3 separate regions of the Homo sapiens genome follow, and all the other regions are linked to region 2. Evidence: chromatin loops called from intact Hi-C (ENCODE). Cell type or tissue: heart left ventricle. All regions are shown on one strand.

Region 1 (2,500 bases), 740 kb before region 2:
AGTGCCTCCTACATGTCAGGCACAAACACTGCAGAATCAGAATGGATTATCACGCCCATGCCATGGATGCAGAGACAGGTTCAGAAAGGCAGAGTAACTCACCCAGGGTCACGTAGTATGGACATGGCCCTGTGCTGGAACCCAGGCCTGGCTCTCAGCCATTCCTCTCTGCGTGTGTGCTCCTCTGGGGATCAGGAGCCACAGTCTGCTCATCAGCAAAATGAGAGCCTGGGCCGGGCGCAGTGGCTCATGCCTGTAATCCCAGCACTTTGGGAGGCTGACGCGGGTGGATCACCTGAAGTCAGGAGTTCGAGATCAGCGTGGTGAAACCCCGTCTCTACTAAAAATAGAAAAATTAGCTGGGTGAGGTGGCACATGCTTGTAATACCAGCTACTTGAGAGGCTGAGGCAGGAGAATCACTTGAACCCGGGAAATGGAGGTTGCAGTGAGCTGAGATTGCGCCATTGCACTCTAGCCTGGGAGTCAAGAGTAAAACTCCATCTCAAAAAAAAAAAAAAAAAAAAAATGAGGGCCTGGGTGCTCTGCTTGGCAAAGGCCTCCCTTTTGGCTGTGAAGACATGTTAGGTGGGCAATGATCATCGGCAGTGCCAGGGAAGCAGGCAGGTCGTGGGGGCCTGCCTTGCCCACTGCTGGTGCTGATCTTGCAAGTAGACAGACAGCATAGAGACTGGTCAGAGGGTGCCCCAGGATGCCTCTCCCACACCAGTCAGCAAATGGTGTTGTCAGGGGAACATTTGGCTATGGTGATGCCACCAGCAAGGGCTATATTCTGCCAGGGTCAGGAGCTCTGAGGGTTATGACTCAGGTTTGGAGACCCCTTCCGCTGTACTTCATGGACTAATTAAGTGCTTGAGTCAGGCTGAGCCAGTACCAGGGTGTGTCCTTACCCTAGGCAGGCCCAGGAGAGGGGGAGTGAGTCACTGCCGCCTAGTCTCGTGGCAGGAACAGGCAGTGTCCCTCAGAGCTGCCAGGCCACCACCCTGGTCCCCTAGAGGGCAGGGCCTCCCCCTCTTCCTCATAGCTATGGCTCCATGGTGTGATCAGAGACTAGGAAAGCCTTCTGGGAGTAGGCTGGGTGTCGGTGCCTTGGGAGTCCTCTGGCTGAACGTGAGCAGGAGGGGAGAGGGGCCAGGGGCCAAGGGAGACTGGAAGCCTGGATGGCTAGTGCCCCTGCTACCCCTGGGAGGAGCCTGAGGAGAGCGATGGCTGCCTGTACTCACCCAGGCCTGTGTGGGGAGCTGCAGAGACATGAATGAAGCCAAAGGATGAGGGAGAGATGCTGAGCAGATATGAGATAGAAGGTCAGTGTTGGGGGTGGGGATGGAAGGTTCCCTAGGGCCTCTGTGCCATGCCTCTGGGGGTGAGCCAGTGTATCTCCCCACGCCCACTTCTGATTCCTTTGTCATCACTGTGACATCTCCTCCAGGCGAGAGAGACCAGCTGTCATTCTTCTGAAAGCTGGAGAGTTTTGGGTCCCCTCTCTCCAGAGCTGGCCAGAGGCCTGGCCTGCTGAGTGCTTCAGCAGGGGTCACCTAGGCGTGACCTCACTTGCCCTGGCCACCCCTGCTAGGGAGGGTGGTATGGCCCTTTGTTACCCTGTGTCAGCTATGTGGGCATCACTGCCACACAACTGGCCAGTTGGGGGCACATATTTCATTGCTGCTGTGGGGTCTCTTCATGAAGAGAGACCACTGATGGGACATTATTTCTGAGATTACAACAAAACACTTGTGTTTGCTAAAATGTTCCAGTCTTATGATGAAAATGTCCTATTTTTACACTGTCATAGAAGAAATAAAACCAGGGTAAAGTTTCACAGATTATGTAGCTGATTTTGATAGAAAAATCCCCTTTTCCTCTTTGAAGTTAAAGGAAGATACCAGAACCTGGATCTTCTGAGTATGTACTCAGGGGGCTCACAGGTGGTCTCTGTGGCCTCCCCCGGCCCTCTGTGGGAAGGCTGTGGGCAGAATCCTGGGATCCCACACCTGTCAGGGGCAGAGGGAGTTGTGATCCTGCCACTTTCTCACTGTAGAACCTCTGGGGGAGGGGAGGAGGCCATAGCTGTCTCAGGGCCTCTTTCCCCAGCTATAACACAGGAGCCATGTGGGAGGAGAGTGGGTGCCCAGTTCACAGATGCAAGCTGGGGCTTGGGAAGGTGAAAGGACTGGCCATGGTCACACATTTTGCAGGAGGGACATTGTTCAAAAGGATGCGCAGAGTTGTCGAGGGGTGTAAAGGTGTCTGCCACCTGGGAGAGTAGGGGGCTGCCACAAAGAAGTGAAGATGGGCCCCCTCCTATAGTTGACCAAGCTTGAGAGCTGGGTGAGTTCCCTGTTGTGGGTTTCTGTTCTTTCAGTCTTGGTTCCCATTCCCCAGGGTCGCTCCCCTAAGATCAGCCACCCTCTCTCCACCCTGGAGGGTCTTCCCCTTCCTTATTGAGCCTTTCACAGCAAAACAGGATTCGTGGACTCAAGG
Region 2 (2,500 bases):
AAATAACTCATTTTTACTTCAAATGGCTTGGTTATCTGTTGCTGCATAATAAGCCACCCCCAAAACTTCTTAAAACAATCTATTATCATCTCTTATTCTGTGGGTTTACAGGGCTCACTGAGCAATTCTCACTTGGTGTCAGATGTCACTGGCTGGAATCATCTAAAAGCTCAGGTGGGCTAGATATTCGAGATGGCTCACATACATGGCTGGCAATTGATGCTGGTGGTCAGCTTGGGGTGCGACTGGGGCTGTCAACTTGAGCTCCTACATATGACCTTTCCATGTGACTTAGGCTTCTCACAGCATGGCAGCTGATTTTCCCCAGAGAAAGCATTCCAAGAGACCCAGGAAGAAGCCTCAAGGCTCGTTTTTACCCAGCCTTGGATGTCCCAGGAAGTCCCCACGTTTCTAGTCTCCTCAAGTCACTAATGTCAACCCAGATACCAGAAAGAGGAATGAGATTACACCTCATGTTGTAAGGAATGGTGTGTGTGTTTTGGGACAGAAGGTGTTGATGGTCACCATTTTTGGAGATGAGCTGTCACAATGGCCAAACTCCAGAATATCACACAGAGGAAGGCTGAGAGAAGCCCCTTCCCTTTTGGGGGTAAACATTAAGTGCAAAAATAAACAAAATGGTTAAACAGAACTGGGCCCAAAGAGAACAGTGACAAGATCAGAGGCAGTAAGAAAGAAAGCAAGTCCCTTCTAGACCACAACTTCCATACCATCCATGTGCAGGCTCATCTGGAGAAAGGTGCAGGTCCTACATCTATCAAGCACAGTGTTAGGCCCTGGGAGACAAAATAGAAGGGTCTGTGTGACATGGCATCATAGAGAAAGACTGATACTTTCAAATGTATGTAATAGATGTTGTAGTAGATACACTCTGGGCAAAGAAGGGAGGAAACAGTCCACTCTGTTTGAAGTTTGTGTTTGGTATTACCAGGGAGGGGAAAGCTTTCGTAAAGGTGATCTTGAGGGAAGCCTTTGCATTGGGGTTACTTCCCCCACTCCCAAGAGTGGTCATGAGACCAGTGGTCTTCCTTGCCATACCCATGGACACTGCTGTGATTCCTGTTGCTTTGGAAATGTCTGAGAGGAATGGCCTGCAAGGCCCCTCACACGGATCAGGATATTGAGTATGCAGATGTGGGGTTTTCTTTATGAGCCAGGCTGTGAGCTCCATGAGGTGAGAGACCACGGACAACCTGAGCAAGACAGTATACAAGGTTCCAATCACATGCTTGGTGTGGAATGGGCATTAGATATGGGTTTGATGTTACTGAGTTGGTCTAAAGGTGCTGTGTGTTTTTCGGTGCATACTGAACAGAGAGTAGTCCTGTCTAGAGCTGTGGGCTGCAATGCTCAGGAAGCATTCTGAGAGTTTCTTGCTGGGAAAGCACTGTATCGGTCAATGAGAATAGGTGCTTTTTTCACCTAAACTCTTGTGAGTTGACAGCTCCCCCTGCTGATCAAAAGGCTGATTGGAGCTAGGAAACAGGGATTTTGAATAATCCTTAAGTAATTCGTTGACACTGGGGTTTACTAGACTACAACTCACATAATTCAGAAGTCCCATGAACACAGAAACCCTTGTGTTGTTCAAATGTTTTCATGAAAAGTAACCATCACCTTCTCCTACCATGGGATTGGCTGCCCAGGGCAGAGGGCAGGGGGAGGGAAGTGAAGTGGTAGAGTTAAAAATTTTAGTGGTGGCACAGAGCACCCCTTTGTGGCCACCATAGCCCAGAGAGACCACCATAACATGAGTCTGAATCTTCAGCAGAGCCCCTGAGCCCTGGCTACAGCCTTCAGGCTGCTATATCTCCATCCTAACCCCCTCACACGGATCAGGATATTGAGTATGCAGATGTGGGGTTTTCTTTATGAGCCAGGCTGTGAGCTCCACGAGGTGAGAGACCACGGACAACCTGAGCAAGACAGTATACCAGGTTCCAATCACATGCTTGGTGTGGAATGGGCATTAGATATGGGTTTGATGTTACTGAGTTGGTCTAAAGGTGCTGTGTGTTTTCCGGTGCATACTGAACAGAGAGTAGTCCTGTCTAGAGCTGTGGGCTGCAATGCTCAGGAAGCATTCTGAGAGTTTCTTGCTGGGAAAGCACTATATTGGTCAGTGAGAATAGGTGCTTTTTTCATTTCTCTTTACATAGCCATCTTCTTGAGGTTGCCTAAGAGTACAGGTTCTAAAAGAGAACATAGAAACCAGTAAAATCACAAAATAGCAATTCAGGTCGAGTTTTAAAAATCATATTTTAGTCATTCTCTTACAAGTGAAAGGACATTTTTTAATGACTGGGTCTTAAAGCCAGCCCTGAGGTTCTACAAACAGGATCACTCAGACCAACTGTGGAAAAAGTTACATTACTGGTATTTATTACGCTGACTTCTTCAAAGTATTTTAGCCTCATCTTCTTGGACTGAAATGAATACAAGAGGAATTTCTCAAGGACTCCTTTGGCAAGCTGGCTGA
Region 3 (2,500 bases), 700 kb before region 2:
TTAGTAGTGCTAGTGACAGAGATGGGCAAATCTGCTGGGATTAGAGCATGTGGTCCAAATGTAGGTGGAAAGGAGAAGTCCTGCAGTTCCTGTTCTTTGGTAAGTGGTTGACTTGGGGGTCACAAGGTGACATTTACAGGCATCAGAATGAATGGATTCTTAGGGAGGAGAGAGAGGAGGAAAGTTTCCGGTAGGAGCCAGTTCTTAGGGCTCCAAGGGAGGCAGACACCCAGGAGCAGCAGATGCCGTGTCCTGGGTAGGAACACGAAGGGCCCAATGAAGCTCTTCCTTACTAGCAAGGCGGCTGTTGATTGTTCTGGCCCCAAACATTCACCACTCAGGCCATCTCAGAGAAGCAAGAACCCAGGAGGTGTCAGCGGCCTCAGCCCACAGGGGATCCAGGAGAGAGGGGCACGAGTGCACCCCACCTGGTTCCCTCGTGGCGACTCCATCCTGCGGGCCCTGGGAATGCACAGGGTGGCTCCGGGGACCTTTCCGACAGCACTGTGGGTGACACTGGGATGGGTCTGAAAATGGTGTCGTGTCCTCCTTTTCTGGATCTCCCCTCTCCGACCAGGAGGCCTGTGGCCATCTCGGGGCGCAGGCAGGAGGCACTGGAAGCGGAAGCGAGTGGGGAGTCCGGGTAGAGGGAGTCGCCCACCTGACCGGCTTCGCCCCCTCCGGGGTTTGCTGCAGCTGAGGGCCCCGGACCAGCGATTCTAGAAGCCGGTCCGGGGCCGGGCAGTCCAATAGCTTCTCGCGGATTTCCCTCCGCTGGCGCGCAGCAGCGGCGCGTGGATTCGCGCGCGGGCTCGGGACGGCGCGAGCCCGGGCAGCGCGAGCCCCTGCGCGGCAGGGAGTGGCGCATGCGCGGGCGTCCTGCGAGCCCGCTGGGGCGAGCCGAGCCGCGGCGGCGCCGGGAGCCGGGCGGCGGAGCTGTGAAGAAGCAAGCGGCGGCACGGGAGCAGCGGCGACGGACAGGTGGCGAGCCTTCGCCCGCGCCGCCAGGGGCTGCTGGGCCACCCGCGGAGCCTCGCGGTCCAGACGTGGCGGGGGTGGCGGCGGCATCCCGGACGGCCTGTGAGGGATGCGCCGCCCACTGCCCCGCGCCGCCTGACCGTCCCCGCCTCGACTCGCGGTGCGCCACAGCCGGGCCCGCGGCCGTCCCCGCCGCGTTGTCGCCCGGTCGCCGCGCCCGCGGGGCCGCGCCCGGCACGGCCATGTGGACCCCCACGGAGGAGGAGAAATACGGCGTAGGTAGGTGAGGCTCAGGCCTGGCCGTGGCGGGGGTTCTGGGGGACGCGCCCAGCTCCCGGCCCCGCCTGGATTCGCATCCTCGTGCCCCCGCCACTGCCCGCAGGCTGCGCGGCCTCGGCGCGGGGCGAGCGCGGGGTGGGGGCAGGTGCGGGTGCGGGTGCGGGTGCGGGGGTGGGCGCGGGTCTCTGTGCAGAGAGGGCGGCAGGGGGCGCTGGCGGTGCGGCCTTGGCAGGTGCGGCCCGCGGGAGGGGTGGGCAAGGCCCGGGCAGTTGCCCGAGGTTTCTGGTGTGGGCCACGGGGCAATTTTACCCGATAAACCAAATTCTGGGAATATGTTTTCTCCCCTCCAAAAGCTCGATTTTAATGAGTTTCCGCACCTGAATTGATGAGCCCGATGGCTGTTTATTTTTGATCTGGAACCTTACAAGAAAACGGATGAAAAACGTTGACATCATTTTCCCAGTTCAAAAATTTGGACATTTGACTGCAAATGTTTGATCTGTTTTAATTTGTTTTGCCTTTAGTATTAGAAATAATACCTTACGATGGGAAATGTTTTTGGACATGTATCAATGTTTATACGGTTTTTTTTTTAAACCCTGTTTTCAGATGAGACCTTATTCCTCTTAGAAACCTTTTTTTAATGTTGTAAGTGTTAAACTCCAGAAGCTAAATAATTCTTACAATATTCAACTTCTTTAAAAAGAATATTCAGTAATTTAAAGTATTGAATGTTTTACAATGTTAGTGTTTTGTGGCAATTACATGATAGAGTTAAGCCTCATTGCATCACCTATCATCTTGTTCAGTTAGAAACAGATTTAAAATGTTGAGTGTACAGGTTTTGTTTTTCCTAAGCTCGTAATGGAAAATTTTAGATAGGAAACCTGTCTAAACATAGATTTTTGTTTCCCATCTTTACCGCAATTTAATCAAGATTTAGTTCACAATTCACTACAAAATAACTTGAAACTGCAGTGGTAACGAATGTTTTGGAATGCTATCAGGCAGGTTATCGTGTGAAAATTGAATTTATTTAAATTCGAGGACCAGCAGAGAGGTCTTCTATTCTGGTAGAAGATCTTGTTTTAAAAGGTAACTTTCTGAAACAATTAGGTATGTTAGGATGGAGGTGATAAAGGGAGCTCTGGTCCTAGAGTCTCTATTGAGAAGGAATTGAGAAATGATGCGAAGAGCTGGGATTCACCTCTAGGGACATTTTACCCCTTCTCTTAGAGTATTC

Evidence for each region. A loop is a pair of places that touch in the nucleus more often than their neighbours do. Peaks named below come from ENCODE experiments on the same cell type or tissue, not always from the same donor. Only the 100,000 strongest peaks of a DNase experiment are listed, where the experiment ranks them.
Region 1: a loop joins it to region 2, with 3 times the contacts of the local background. A loop is called at or near these places in 93 of 110 quality-filtered maps.
Region 3: a loop joins it to region 2, with 2.8 times the contacts of the local background. A loop is called at or near these places in 28 of 110 quality-filtered maps.

What each region holds. Positions count from the first base shown.
Region 1 is chr3:50,626,680-50,629,179 of GRCh38, forward strand. All of the region lies in intron 2 of MAPKAPK3 (MAPK activated protein kinase 3), which reads left to right. Among named protein-coding and RNA genes, the nearest start is that of MAPKAPK3, 11 kb to the left of the region's middle. In heart left ventricle, CTCF peaks have their summits at 1,214 and 1,413; a DNase peak (open chromatin) is centred at 952; H3K27ac peaks cover 1,629 bases.
Region 2 is chr3:51,370,679-51,373,178 of GRCh38, forward strand. The region is part of intron 49 of DOCK3 (dedicator of cytokinesis 3); the gene reads left to right. Among named protein-coding and RNA genes, the nearest start is that of MANF, 13 kb to the right of the region's middle. In heart left ventricle, a CTCF peak has its summit at 1,484 (motif pointing left); no DNase peak of the experiment used is centred here.
Region 3 is chr3:50,674,044-50,676,543 of GRCh38, forward strand. It overlaps DOCK3 (dedicator of cytokinesis 3), which reads left to right and starts at 884. Exons shown (of 53, transcript NM_004947.5): 1 at 884-1,257. The coding sequence starts at 1,221. MIR4787 (microRNA 4787) reads left to right here and starts at 1,037; the gene lies at 1,037-1,120. RefSeq lists a silencer at 848-1,137. In heart left ventricle, a CTCF peak has its summit at 1,444 (motif pointing right); DNase peaks (open chromatin) are centred at 878 and 1,478; H3K4me3 peaks cover 1,550 bases; H3K27me3 peaks cover 1,559 bases.